Regions from separate parts of the Homo sapiens genome. Here region 1 is linked to region 2. A link is a loop called in an ENCODE intact Hi-C map of the cell type or tissue named here. Cell type or tissue: gastrocnemius medialis. All regions are shown on one strand. Links, peaks and the distances in the headings refer to the core of each region. The heading gives the core; the rest is flanking DNA.

Region 1 (7,928 bases), core at 2,235-6,234, 210 kb before region 2:
AAAGCATTCTCTATTGTCTTTTCAGTAATACGCATATATTTTTACTTAAAAAGGATATTTCTATCTTAAAAAAGAATAAATATAGCAATTGAATTTAGCCTTATTAATTACTTTCTTCTCTCTAATGAAGAAGGAACATGAATTCTGCAAATTAGTTGTATGTTTTTGAATTTATACCATGGTACTCTTTTTTTGTGTTTTCTGTTCATTTATTTCTTGAAATTTTTTATAATCCTTTACTTTGATCCTTCAATATTTTACTCTTTTTGTCAAGTTGCTATTTTGTGAACACACCCTATTTACAAGCTCTTCCATGATTCTGGACAGAACTCAGGCCTAAAAAAGATTCTAAACACCAAATATGCAAAAAGCACATTCCAGGAGAAATGATATGTGTGAAACCATAGAGTGATTTAGAAATGTGAAGCTGTTTAACATATCTAACTGAAGCCAATTACACAAGAAAGGCAATGAGATATGCAGCTTTTGAGACAAGCAATCTTATGACTGGAGAACGATAAGGCATGCGTGTGCATATATGTTATGCATGGGTAACAGAACTGTGCACTTTATAAAGGGTTCCTAATAAAACAGAGTTTTAAAATAATCTCAAAGTGTATATGTTTATTGATTATTCAAGTATATCTACTGTTAGGTGACTCTATTCATTTCTAGTACCTCTTGTTCATTTGCTCAACAAATAATAGATGTGATACCACTAGATACCAGGTAGGGTATTGGAAGAGGTGTTTGTGACAGCAGTAGCTCGACAGATCTTATTTGCACTAAGGAAAAGACATAGCAAGCAAGCCTGTGTGCTAAGCACAACCAAGGAGAAGTTGAGGGTGTTAGAAAAGGAAGGTTAATGATTTAAGGAAAGAGAAGTGCTCACTAGTGACACTGAAATCTCAGAATTTCAGTAAGGATGTATCACATATAATCTGCTTTTGGTTCTCATGCATCTAGTCACATTTTTTTAATCACTTTAGAATGTGTACCTAGTATCACTTACAAAAATACTTCAAACAATACATTAGGTGTCTGGATAATTTGGCCAGCATCATGGGCTCACAAAGACCACTTAGCAAATACACTGGATTATCAAAAACGACACTAAGTGTTGGACAATGTTGGTGACTGCACAATGTTGATTATTCAGGTCCCCTTTACATGCCCAGGTGCACTCTTCCCCCAGGTGCAGTGTTAGCTGCAAACAGTTTACAGCTGCCCCTTCTCTAAAGAATGACCCTCAGCTGAACAGAGGCTCCTCAGAGGTTTTGCTACCCTTCGCTAGTCCCCACCTCTTCTCCCTGGGGCCTACAGCCAATGATGGATTCTAGCAGGAATACAAAAGGCTAACCCCTAACCATCACTGATGTGAGACTGATTTTGTAGTGCAGTTCATGCTAACCATTCCTCATGGGATCAGGCTGAAAGGAGTGTTCTGGCTGAAAGCTTGTTCTTGCTTAGCTCTTTCTCTGGCTTCCCACATTCCCTTACCTGTTCTTCCTGAGTACCCTCTGAACAAACAAGAAATTCAATTTCAGGCTCTGCTTCTAGGAGGCCTGGACTAAGACAATGATACTGTCCTGTAAGGAAAACGGATGGGCCACGGTCAAGAACAGGCTGAGGCAGACATCTGATCCAGCAAGACACAGCAAGTTTGGAGTGCGGGCACACAATTCCACTCATTATATAACCAAGCCAGGTGAGGTGCATTAGGTGATCACCCATGTGAGTTCGTACTTGGCTTGGAGCCACTATTGTATGTACAAGGTATAACTACCCTGCTGACGCTGTACATACGGCTTGCACCCAGGCGCGTACCCATGACTTGCTGGCGCCCAGAGAAAGAGTAAAGCCATGTCGAAATTCCCTACGATTCCTCAAGTGTTCTTTCAGCTGCCCACCACTCGTTCACCCACTCCCCTCGGTCCTCAGCTTGGGCTGGAACCTGACACTTGGTATAGCCAGCAGGATACTGAGGAGAGTGAGCCTTTGGTCCCCACTGATTCTGAGTCAGCCATGCAGCTGAAACATTGGTTGTGGTGGCCGGTGGCAGCTTACTGCTCGGATGGGATCCAGTGGAAACCTGGGCGGCAGTAGATGGGTCCCCCGTGAGGATGGAGAAGGCGCTGAAACAGCTGAAGTACAGAGCACCAAGAAGGAATAAGCCTTTGCTGGCAGAGTTGGATGTGCATTTTTGACCGCGGTACAAGAAGTACACACTCAGCCCCTGAGGGATGCAGCGGAGGTAAGGGCACTCCAGGTGCTGGTGGGCACCTGGAGGCCTGGCTACAGAACTTGGAAAAGGTATTAGAGGTTGCTGTGAATGCAGGCCTGGGTCCGTTGTCTCAGTCGGAGACCCCATTAGGTCTGATACAGAGGAGGCTGTTGGCAGAACCAAGGGGTCCGCGCTGTAAAGACGGGGAAAATGCGCCACCTCAGAGGTCCTCCCAGAGGAGAAAAGGGACCCTAATGAGTGACACGCTGACAGATGTGGATAGATTTGATTTTGGCCAGGTTGACAGAGAGAAAATAAATAAGCAGCCCAATGAAGTACTCTTAACTTTGTGGAGACAGTTGTCCCCAGAGCAGCACTTCCAGAAAATGCCCAAGCGGGAGAAGGACATTGCTGTGCAACCCGGTCCCCCCTAGGTGCTTCAACTCAAAGACTACGTGCTGCAGCCATGCAGGGAGTATAAAGCCTTTGCTGTTTGATGAGGGACCTGGCTGAAGTGCCCGGCTTGCAGGGATACCTGACAACCAGAGGCCACGTGTGGAGCTGACAATCGACTTGTACCCCACCAACATACAGAGAGTGCTGGTGCTGGTAGACACCAGCACGGATACATTCTGGAAGTAAATATTTTACACAGCTTGGTAGCTGTGCCATCTATCGTGGACTTGATGGACCGCTTGACAGTACTGGGACAGTACCACTGTGTAGTGGACTTGGCCAATGCCTTCTCTTCCCGAGAGCCAGGAATAGCTTGCCTTCACGGGAGGGCGACAATGAACTTTCACAGTGTTGCTGCAGGGCTATAGCATAGCCCCACCATATGTCATGGTCTTGTTAATGATACTATGCTAACCTCTGATTGTCTTGCAGATTTAGAAGTGGCAAAGCTCCCCTTGCCTAGAATTATGATGGTGCGGCTGAGACCACCTTCCAGGCAGCCAAACGGGCTATTCAGCAGGCACAAGCCCTACGGGTAGTTGATCCAGGGCACCTATTTGAGCTGCACGTGCATGTGACCACAGATGGTTTTGGCTGGAGTCTATAGCAGCGCATGGAGTGCTTGAGAACACCAGTAGGCTTTTGGTCTCAGCTATGGAAAGGAGCTGAGCTCCATTATTCATTGACAGAGAAGCAGTTAGTAACTGCATATGCTGCCCTTCAGGCTCATGACAGCATGGCCGGATGGGCTACAGTCATCGTGCAGACAACTTACCTAATAGCAGATGGATGCATTCATGGAAAATGACCCCCCAAACTGGGACGCACAGACATCCACTTTAGCAAAGTGGGGCACCTACTTGGAGCAGCCAAGTATGCTGAGTACAAGTCCCGTAGCAGCAGAGTTGCAAGAGATCTTGGGACCTGTAGTCCTAATGCAAGATAAGGCCATGGGGCCTGAGGCACCCCTAGACCTCAAGCCTTCACCGTTTAAGGAAGGGCATCCTCCATTCCCTATGGGGCATAGTACACAGATGGGTTTAGCCAAGGTGCTACTGCTGCCTGGACTGCTGTTGCACTCCAACCTAGTATTGACACCATATGGTTTGATACCAGGTGTGGACAAAGTAGTCAATGGGCTGAACCTAGAGCAATGTGAATGGTGATCACCAAGGAGGTGACAACTATGATAACCTGCACCGACAGCTGGGGAGCTTATCGAGTCTTAGCCTTGTGGTTAACTACCTAGAAGTTACAAAAGTAACTAGTTGGTCACAGGCCCATATGCGGCCAGGCCATGTGGCAAGACCTAGGGGAGGAAGGATGACCTTCTCCAACCAGGTATGCGGATGAACGGTAACCTGTTGCTGCCTGCCCCAACACCCTTAAAGGTAGGGAAATAAAAACCTGGCTTAATGTATGAAGCAACATTAGGGTAAAGTCACCATGGGGTGGTTGCCTGCCATAACCTGGAGTTGTTGTTCCCTGTATTACTGCTGTGAACTCTGGGTCCAGGATTCCACCCTGTGGGCACATCTCCTCACTAGAAAAACTCCCTCAGCCTAGGGAGTGGAATGTAAGGCCTATGTGTTAAACCTGTGTTTCTGGGACCTATGTGCCCAGAGCCTATGCATAAGGCTTATGTGTTGGACCTGTGTGTCCAGGGCCTGTGTGCCCAGAGCCTATGTATAAGGCCTCTGTGTCAGACCTGTGTGTCCAAGGCCTATGTCTGCCTTGGCCTAGGGGGTGGAGTGTAAGGAAAATGGATATGCTGTGGTCAAGAATAGGCCAAGGCAGACATCCAGTCCAGCATGACTCAGCGAGTTTGGAGCACTGGTGCACAACTCCACTCATTATGTAACCATGCCACGTGAGGTGCATTAGGTGATCACCCAAGTGAGCTCATGCTTGGATCGGAGTCACTGTTGTCTGTCAAAGGCATAACTACCCTGCTGACACTGTACATGCAGCTTATGCCCAGGTCGGCTTGCACCCAAGTTCATGCCCAGGCTCACTTGCATCCAGAGAAAGAGTAAAGCCATGTCAAAACTCCCTATGATTCCCTGAGTGTTCTTTCAGCTACCTGCCACTTGTCCACCCACTCCCCTTGGTCCTTAGCTTGGGCTGGAATCTGATATTTGGTGTGACATGCCCCAAAATTTATATAATGATTTAAAGAATATAGATTTATATATGTAACACATAATTATTAAAATCATATATTTGCAATGTGTTTCTTTATATATTCATATGAAATGAATATTTTGAAGGCTTGGGGGGAATCTTTTGCTCATTAAGTCTGCTCCTATTAGAGTAGTAATGGGGGCAGTACCTACTGAATCTTACTCCCTTCCAGCTAAGTATTATTCCCAACTGATAACTCTTTCCCTGTCTTTTAAGTTTCAACAAGTAGGACAACATATGTTGTCTTTCTATTGTTGACAGAGGACACAGATAAAATAAAGAAATTACCTTTTTAAAAAAAAATTAGAATACACACACACACATATTTGCTATATTTTCCCGTCAAAAATGGTTACAATCCAAATAGTCTAAGTTATTAGAATATCCTAGAAGAATGCAGATACTGTAGCCCCAATTATTTCTACAGTATAAGTCATTTTGAAGAGTAGATTTTGCTATTTACGTTTTCCAAGATTACACAAATATAAATTCAACTCATGTAATGCATAATTGCTGACCATTTGAAGTATTAAAAAGGTAACCACAGAGCAGTGATACACTCTGAAATAATTCCCATTAAAAAGACTGAACCAAGTTAAACTGATTTGCTCCAATTATTTTTATTACATACACCTTTTCTAATCCTTTTCATTTTGATAGATATATAACTTAAAAATTTTTTTGTTAAAAATGTTTTGTTAACTAGTTAATTAAAAGTTAAAGAAAAAAACACAAGAATGTGCTTTTATCTGGAGGTTTCCCATTAATCTCTAAAGGACAATTTGTTTCTGAAGTATATGATTCTTCTATTAATCATGACTTTAAAATATGTACTTAACAAAATATGACTTGAATGTAAATGTTTTGAGTTTCTTTTTTCAATTTCTTGAATTAAATCCTGAACTATTATTTCTGAAATCAAATTTACAAGCTCAGTGTGAATCAATTAACTGCACTTAGATCATACTTCTTAGTTGTTGGTAGATAAATATATATATATATTTGTCGTTGTTGTTTAAAGGCTATATTTTTGCACAGAATGACTGTTTAAAAATTTACCAGTTTTTAAAATTATCTTTCATGAATGAGAAAGGTAAAAGAGCTAAGTATATAATAACCATGAAATCAAACATTTATTATACACTAATTGTAATAACTCTTAACAAGTAACAACCATGCATATTTTACTTCCTACTTCATCAAATGGTAGCAATACTACCACTGCTAAAACATTCAGTAAACCAAATTAGATACTTAGGAAACAAAATAATTAGCTGCACTCAGATAAAATATTAAAAATATGCCATAAAAGATGCAAATTTAATTGCAAGAACAGTTTCTATTCCATTTCTTCCAGCAATGCCTGAGGCTTATTATCTTTTTTCTAGGTCTCAAAATGGCAGGAGGTAACCAATGCTTTTGGTAGTAAAATATAATAGCAGGATCCCAAATTTAAAATAGGATAAAAACTATTTTTCCAATAGTGGCATTACTAACTTGGAAGAATAACAACTAACAGGATATACAGTGAGAGATATAGATATGTTTATATGTGTATGTGTTACAACTAAAAAACAAAACAATAATGAAACTTATGTATTATTTTAACCATCCTATATATAATATTCTTTAGAGAATAAACATCTTTTTTTAACCATATAACATTAGACTCATTTATAAAGACAAACAAAAACAAGGAATACATTTATTGAATGGAATTTAAACATAGTTATAAAATTGCAAAAACTCCCTTTCCTGGTAGGCCAGGTGATTGTAAATGTTCGCAACAGGAGCATTACAAGATTTTTAGGCAGAACAAGTCCTCTTCTATGGGAGTATCCCTGGCCCCACCCACTAAATGCCACCAGGTTTCACTGTGACAATCAAAACACCCTCACATATTTTCAAAAACTTGGGGTGGGGAGCTGGTAGGTGTCAGAGGGTATTATATCAGCCCCTGGCTGAGCACATGATCGCTCCCAGGTCTCAGAATGGAGCAGGCTGAATTCAGTAAACATGGTCCTACCATAGTAGCTCTGTGCTCTTAGAAAAATTCCCTCTCTATGCCTCAGTTCATGCTTCTGTAATATGTCTTTTTCTTAGCAATTGTTTGCAAACCTCCCAGAATCATTGTATGGGACAAATGAGACATTCACAATAAAACAGCTTTGTAAAGTATCAAATGCCATCCAAAAATTATAACATTTTGTTTCATTTAACAATTATCCTATGCTGTACTTTTCATGTTTGATTAGAGAAGATTTGAGGTTAAAAAAAAAAAAGTATGCATTACTGTTTAATTTGGACACAAGTATACTAATTTGGAGGCTGCAGTTTTTTCAGTTATCAGGACAGAGGCAATTTTAATCTTTGACCCTGTGCTACGGCCTTAATGAGGCCACATAGTCACCTGCTGGTAGCTCCAGAGGTGAAGAAAAAGAAGCTGGTACTTAGTAGGAATTTAATAACCTCTTTAGGTTTTGTTCCAAAAAATTCAGTCTTGTTTAAGTGGAAGCAACAACAATATGCCCATTTTAATTTAATTCTATAGATTTAGGAAATTACAGATTTTCCCATTCCATAGATTTGTTTTCAATATTTCTAAACACATATATATTGAAAAACATGCACAGTATATTGCTATAGAGGGTATACAAAACCCTCCCATTTCTTCATTACTGAAGTTGAAAGATCATTGCTTGCTCTCCTAAGAGGCTTATAAAGCTGTCTAACTTTTAATGGCAAATAGCAACATATCACATTCTGACTTGCTGTGAACTTGTGCCATATACCTTAAGGGTGAGAAAAGGTGGCTGTCACTTTATACAAAGAATGGTGCTTCTATAATATAGTGACAGAATTCACAGTGCAATGCATGATATTGCAAGAATTACTGAAAATGACTCAAATTTAGATTTGATCCTTAAAATTGTTTTTTACCTTTTAAATGTTTAATAAATATGCATTATATAAGTGTATGTATAAATATATGTATGTAAATAATATACATTAACGATAGTACTTAGGTTCTATTTTCTACAGGAACTCTTATTTCATAGCATTA
Region 2 (7,928 bases), core at 1,937-5,936:
GTCTTTATCTGTTTCAATCTTAGAATTTTTTTGTCTCATTAATTTGTTAATTTTATGCTTTCCACTTTCTTTTCAACTTTATCCAGATAATTCCTCCCAAAAAATAAATATTCAATAACTATAATGAATCAATGTATGTTTTAGTAATTTCATATGATAGGTCCACATATATAAACACTATCATAACAATTAATTACCCTACTTACTACCCCTCTATAAATATGATAAAGAGGCCTTACTGGCAGATCTGTTAATGACAGTTTTCTGTCCCACCAAAGAATGTGATTGATATAGACAAAGAGTTGCAGCACGGCTCAAATTAACAACTGCCTGACAGGTGTCTTCAACTCTGCTCAAGTGAATTCTGTGACATCTGCTTACCAGAGAGCACACATATAAGGTGTGTGAGCTCACTTTGCTAGACTATGAAAATGCATTTGAAATCCAAAGAGGAAGTAGAAAATGAATTTGACAACCATATTTGAATATCTTTCCTTGGGTTAGAGCTTCTCATATCACTAAATAAGCAAAGTAAGATATGAGTACACCAAATGACTCATAATATTTCTTTACTTCTATAAAATGTAATCCTCTATCTCTCAAATATTGAAAGACTACTACTGTTATTTATTAATTGATTTTTTTCTTGATGGTCTGCACATTGGTCACAAAAATGTCTAGTAAGAGCAATGCTTGCTAAAATTTTTGAATGAAGATTCCTTTTAACAATGATACCAATTTATGCTATTATAAATTCATGAAGATTTCCAAATACAATTTATTAGTAACAACAGCATTGACATACAGTTGGAAAATTGCAAAAATTATTATTTTTAGACAATTTAGGTGGGAGAAAGATAAATAAGACACAGCATCTGCACTTTACATACTATAGTGTATTAAATAAGAGTTCTCTGGATAAGTGTTAATTAATGCAACTCTATTCCTGGGGACTAGACACTGTAGAACATAGTATTTGTTCAATAAATCATTTTTGAACAAATAATCATTTCTATTGAACTGATATAGCCCATCTATCCCTGATAGATTAGGGATTCTATGCCTAATAGATATAGCCCATCTATCCCTGATAGATTATCTTCTAAAATACCTAGAAGATATTCCTCCTTCAATAATCTTCAATGGCTCCCAACTTCCATCAGAATAAAATATATTCTTTGCATTAAAAGGACTACACAACCCGGCTTGTACTTTCTTTTTTTTTTTTTTTTGAGACTGAGTCTCACTTTGTTGCCCAGGCTGGAGTGCAGTGGCATGATCTTGGCTCACTGCAACCTCCGCCTCCCAGGTTCAAGCAATTCTTGTGCCTCAGCCTTCTGAGTAGCTGGGATTACAGGCACCCACCACCATGCCCAGCTAATTTTTTTTTATTTTTAGTAGAGGCGGGGTTTCACCATATTCGCCAGGTTGGTCTCGAACTCCTGACCTCAAGTGGTCTGCCATCTCGGCCTCCCAAACTGCTGGGATTACAGGTATGTGACTCAGTGCCTGGCCTTTCCTTTTACTTTCTTTTTATCTCCTCTCATATCCCTTTACACAAGGCAGCACAGCAGAGTGAGAAGAACAATGCTTTTGAGACCAGAATGGCTGCTGGGACAGTACACGAAACCTGACTTACTAATGTATGATACTTTGTATGACATCTGAATATATGAAACTCTTTGAACCTCTCTTTTTACTAAATAAAGGTAATTAATACCTGGGGGAAGTTGTAAACATAATAATAAAGATACACTTAGCACATACGGCACAGAACAGATCCTGGACATGTACTCTGATACTGTTGAGATAACTTTCTCTCTTTTTTCAATCAAGTTGTATACTTTCTACTTTTGTTTAGTGTTTTCTTCCTTCTAACCTTGGACTGGAAAATCCACCCTATTGTACTTGGGCCTAAATCCTATTCCATTCTGTAAGTCAAATTGAAAGCTACCATTTTACATAAGCACCGTATTCAGGTACCAGGCAGTTGTAAACACAGCGTAGTCAACTAATTACAGATGGTCCCAAGAAATTTTATGTACACAGAGAAGACAATTTAAGGCAATTTTAAGCTACCAACAAAGCTTCAAAGATACTAAAGCTTTAAGAGAAAAGACGTGATGGGGAGGATGGCAAACCAACAACACGGTTAACTTCATAAATGTCATAGCTTCTGTGAAGGCTCTGTGACCTCATGAGCCCAGAGTTGTCACTCTTTTTTTTTTTGCATTCATTATTGAACTATTGTACCTAGCTGTGAGGCACACACAGCTTTGAAATATTAATTATTTCTTTGGCTATATCTATAAGTTCCCCAGCTTGTAATTACTTGAGAACAAATAAAAGGCCAAAATCCATAGTCTTTCCAGTGCCTTCTATATAGTAGGTATTCAACCAACATTTGAGTGACTATTACTTGTAGATTATCAGATACTGAAAGTCTTGTGACTTTTTTTCAATTATGTTAGTACATTTTAAAATGTTTTTTCTGCAAGTCATGCAAGCCAAATATATGTGGATGTAAATAATTCTGAATGCACCTTACAGAGTTCCCCAATTTTTTAAAGGTCTATTTCTTCTGGTAGCCTCTTAATACAGGAAACTGAAATATGAAGAAATAAAGTGTGGTACCCAACATGATGCAAGTATTGGCAAAAGCAGAAACTAGTTACTGTTAGGTTCTCCTATTCAGTGATTCTCAACTTTGGCTACACACTAAAATCATCTGGGTAAATTCTTAAAAATACCAATGCCAGGCCAATTATCCTCATCTCTAGGGTAGGGCCAAGGCGCTGGTAACTTTTTTAAATTCCCCAGGCGATTCAAATGTGTATCTGTGGTATAAAGCCACTGTACCTCTCGTAATTCCAATGTACAATGTGATTGCTGAGAGTTCCTGAGAAAATCATTGCCTAAGGTCTCTTTCGCACACTATCGTTTTCTGGGTTTTAAATACAGTCATGCAACACTTAATGATAGGGATACATTCTGAGATATGCATTGTTAGGCGATTTTGTCATTGTGCAAATATCATAGAGTGTACTTATACAAACCTAGATAGCATAGCCTACTACACATCTAAGTTGTATGGTATAGCCTACTGCTCCTAGGCTACAAACAACACGCTACGGTACTGAATACTGTAGGCAACTGTAACATAATGATAAGTGTCTGTATATTTAAACATATGTCAACATAGAAAGCTACAGAAAAATAAAGTATTATAATCTCATGGGACCACTGCCATATATGGGGCCCATCATTGAATAAAATGTCATTATTTGGTGCATGTATTTGAAACCGTGCATCTTAAACTATTACACTTACTTTTCTCCTGAGTAGCATGCTTTAGATAAACCTCTAAGTAATAGTTCCTCTAGTTTCTTCAGAAACATAAACACACATGCAGAATTTTAGTAGAAAAAAAGATGCTCTACTTTATTACAAGAAAAGGTATGTTTGTGTGATTTGAGACTTTTACAATATCTGCTTAGGTTGTGTAGGGGAGGCCCTAAAATATACCTTTTCATCCTTTCCTTATGAATCAATCCATCATAGCGGTTTACCTAATCCATTTTTATTAAATATTGTTTATCACTTCTGTACTGCTATCTATCCAACATCTTTCATTCTGATTGGCTTAGCCTTAAGAAAAAACTAACGCATGTTAACAGGCAGTAGAAAAATTACCTCTTTCATGAGCTCAGTGGTCTGAAGGTGCACGCTACATCAGGGGTGGCTGATGCCAGGTGGCTGGCTTGCGACACTTAGGAAGTCCCTCACACCTGTCAAGGGAGGCAGACTGCAAGAGAGAAGGCGAGTCTGACTGAGCAGGCGCGTAAGGGCAAATCCTGCTCCCAACTGCTGCTAGCAGAGCTCTAAAAATAAAGCGACAAAAGCACGGGGAAGGCAGAATGAATTCTTAACACTTGTACTCTTCTATTTCTGTCTGTTACGAAGCAGGTGATCTCAGTACCAAGCGATGAGTCTTTTAACTTTCTATATCCCTCACTTTCAGAAATGATCCTCATGACTGCATTCATTCCAGCTGTTTCAAATTCATAATCATAAAAGGAATCTTTTTTAATCTTTCGAGACTGCCCTCTCTCTCATAGGATTACATTCTAAAATAAGCTTCTTTGATATTCATTTGCCTATTTCACTTTGAAGATATTTTTTCACATGTATTATTCTGGAAAACAAAATGTTTATTCCTTTAATACTTTATATATTCTTTGAGAGAAGCAAGAGTTTTAAAAGCCATTCCTTTATCTAGAGAGTGTCTTCCAGGTAACAATCACTAGCCTAGAGAAAGTGAAAGTATGAACTTGTTAGCAACATCTTTTAATGGCCCTCCAAGTAAGGCCATATTTATTATAAATGTTATTTTAAATAATCTGGTGCCTGAGCAGCTCTGCGTGAGAGGGGAATGCAATGTAGTGGTTGAGAGAAAGTTTGAAATCAGATAGACCTGAGTTATAGCCCTGCCCCACTATTACTGTCTATATAGTCCAGAACAGGTGATTTATTAACTGCTCAATACTTCAGTGTCTTCATTTATAAAAACGAAAATAACATATTTCCCTGTTTTATAGAATTGAGACCAGAATTAAATAATATAAGCAAAACACTACCATACTGCTTGGTATCTAGTACTCAATAGATGACACCAATTATTATTATTGCTAACAACAAATTGTTAACCAAATAAACAGCTGATGATTCAAAAGATAAAGAAGTAATATTATTTAAAATATATTGCTGACATTTTAAAATAAGCACCTATATGTACATCCAAGAATCTAAAACCTCAAAGCCTATTCTCCATACAGGTATGCGGACACCTTGCCTCTTCCCATTCTTTCTGGTATATGGAGCAGAAGAACTAGAAGTAGAAAATATCTTGGGGAATTTTTCCTGAGTAGCAGTCTTCACTGGAGACACTTCTGCATTTTAAGGCATTTCTCGCAATAGGCATGCACAGGACATGTCTAAATTTGCTGAGAAGTAAAAAAAAAATTCACAGCAATTCAGAGTACCTCAGGATGTTAAACTCCTTACCTCAAGCCAAACGAAAACTAAATCTCACACACACACACACACACACACACACACACTCCCCATTATCTGGATTTGCAAATCCCCAAAAAACCCTCTTTCATAGTTAATCATTACCACTTTACCTAAATCTCAAATGGTGCTGCTGAGCTGCCATCCACATAGGTGTCACCAAACACATGACAAGTCATTTTTAAATATAAACTTTGATCAAGACACCAGGCCTGTATATATACTTCAAAACATCAGGTACATAATAAATATATACAATGTTATCTGTGCATTAAAAACACAAAAAACAGGCCATATCTCACATGTATTTGTATCTAGACACTTTGATCAGTCTTCCAAAAACTGTTCAGGGCTTCACTTACATATTTGTAACTGTGTTCAAAGCTATCAGTGCTTGTAACTTTTTTTTTTTTTTTTTTTTGAGACACAGCCTTGCTTTGTCACCCAGGCTGGAGTGCAAAGACACAACCTCAGCTCACTGCAACCTTTGCCTCCAGGGTTCAAGCGATTCTCCTCCTTCAGACTCCCGAGTAGCTGAGATTACAGGCACGGGCCACTAGCCCATCTAATTTTTTGTATGTTTAGTAGAGATGCGGTTTCAGCATGCTGGTCAGGCTGGTCTCGAACTCCTGACCTCAAGTAATCTGCCCGCCTCAGCCTCCCAAAGTTCTGGGATTACAGGCGTGAGCCACTGTGCCCGGCCTAGTGCTTGTAACTATTTAAACCATTTCCTCTGATTTGGTTCTCAAAGAATGTGGAAATCATTTGTTAGTCTCTTGGTAACTGCTCAGTTTATTTCTGAAAGATATACCAAGAATTGATGATTTTCTAATCAGAAAATATCACGATCTGATCAGAAAATCATCAATTCTTGGTCTAAGTGGTGAAAATTATGCAGAAATCTATGTTAAAAAGTACTTGATATTCAAAAAGTCTATTTAGAGTGAACATTATACATCTCCCTTGAAATTATCAAAACATTTTGTTAAATTCAGAATTAATTCAGAATTAATAACAGAAACATTTCCCGTTATTTTTCTCAAATGACAAAAGGAGAAAGCTCTAAAGTGTTTATAAGCCATTCAAATAAGCATTAACAGTTTGTTAAAAGTATTTAGTTTGCTAAATTCTCTTAACTGTAATAATTTAATCTTAAAAATTAGAGAAGTACTATTATTTGAATTAGTCCCATATCTATATATTATTTCTATGTTTTCATGTCGAACAGATTTTGATAAGACTACCTCAGTATTTCTCATATAACATCTCCAAGTAGTTCGTAATTGAACATTTCTTAGTCAATCGCTTTTAATCTTTTATATTTTGTCTGAGGAACAATTTTTATATCTGTGCAAAAGAAACTTCATATTAATTTATTAATTTTTCATCTCTAATATTTAACATTTACCCAAGGAAAATGGGTTATCAGCAAGTTTATTTCTACTCATGCCCTGGTTTCTCTGCCAAAGAATTGTTGTGTCTGCATTTTCAGGCCAGGGCTGTGAAGTGCCTCTTCAGAGTCTTCCCACCTCTGCCTGGCTGCAGAGCTTCACTCTCATGACCCACATCTCCCTGGGGAGCCCCAGGACAATGGCTGACATTGGGTTTGGCTCTCAAGCCCCATCATTCCTTAGGAAAATAAATGGACTTGTTCTATTATTCATACTTGGCAGAAAAACATTTGTTGAGATATTACCATTCTTTCCCAAACAGCTCCATTATAAACAATGAGTCTTAATTGCAGTCAAATCCTTTGTAAAGACAAAGTAATTTAGGAAAAATATAAAGCTTTTAAGGTGGTAGATGTAAATACTTAATGTGTTAATTATTGTTAAAATGAGCCTATAAGTGATCTAAGAAACAATCTTGTTCTATTGGCTTTGTTTCTTCAGAGACTAAATACTGCTTGAACTATGATGGGAAATGCTTATTAAATTATTTGATTAATATATACACACATATATACTCACTAATACAGAATGTAATATATATATAAAATGAAAATATACCATGAATTATTTTATTAATGATATACTATCCTGAATAAAAGTTTAACTAATGAAGTACTAGAATAATAATCTGAGATGTAATAATAATACAGTCAAAATTTTATTTAGTTGGTCAACAAATAAACCTGGAGGCTATTTATGTAGCAAAATCATAGCATGCAATTACTGGTGTCTGCACTTCATCACTTCTAATGATGTCCAAACTTCATTTCAATTACAAGATGAGCTCAGAAAAAGCAGTCCTCAAGCAGCCCATTCACCAACCTAAAGGCAAGATTAATGGTATAAATTCCAAGATGATGGCTTACTGAAAAAGATGAATAGCCTGATATCACATGTAAACATTGTGCTCTACAGTCTTCAAAGTATTCACATATACATTGCCTCATTTGAAAGTCACAACAACACATGGTGCTAGAGAAGAGAGTGAATTTGAATGCATTTTACTGATGAGGAATAGAGACTCAGAGATGTTTATTGCTGTACCCAAGGACCCCTGGCTAGTATGAAATGCCACAATCACATCTGACCCCACACACATATTACAGAAGTGGTTAAGGAAACATGAAACAAACGTGGCGAAAGAAATAAATAGTGGGAAGACCTACTAAACCTAACTATGGACAATAATCTATTGCATACTAATTTGTGGGAAGCAAGAGCAGCAGTGAGTATTAAAAGCATGTATAGAGCATTCCATCCAGGGAGGCCAGGGTAAACATAGTGTCAAGTCCTGAAAGAGAAGGCACACCACATTGATTCAGGCTACAAGTGATTCTGATCCATTCGAAGGAGGTGTATGTGTCCAGAATGTTTATTGTAAAAATATCTTCTTCAAGAAGTTGA

The links. A loop is a pair of places that touch in the nucleus more often than their neighbours do. Peaks named below come from ENCODE experiments on the same cell type or tissue, not always from the same donor. Only the 100,000 strongest peaks of a DNase experiment are listed, where the experiment ranks them.
Region 1: a loop joins it to region 2, with 5 times the contacts of the local background. A loop is called at or near these places in 1 of 110 quality-filtered maps.

The regions. Positions count from the first base shown.
Region 1 is chr7:82,200,395-82,208,322 of GRCh38, forward strand. All of the region lies in intron 3 of CACNA2D1 (calcium voltage-gated channel auxiliary subunit alpha2delta 1), which reads right to left. Among named protein-coding and RNA genes, the nearest start is that of CACNA2D1-AS1, 200 kb to the left of the region's middle. In gastrocnemius medialis, for the core only: no CTCF peak of the experiment used is centred there; a DNase peak (open chromatin) is centred at 4,547; H3K27ac peaks cover 2,953 bases.
Region 2 is chr7:82,406,807-82,414,734 of GRCh38, forward strand. All of the region lies in intron 1 of CACNA2D1 (calcium voltage-gated channel auxiliary subunit alpha2delta 1), which reads right to left. Among named protein-coding and RNA genes, the nearest start is that of CACNA2D1, 33 kb to the right of the region's middle. RefSeq lists an enhancer at 3,499-4,986. In gastrocnemius medialis, for the core only: no CTCF peak of the experiment used is centred there; a DNase peak (open chromatin) is centred at 3,825; H3K4me3 peaks cover 991 bases; H3K27ac peaks cover 4,000 bases.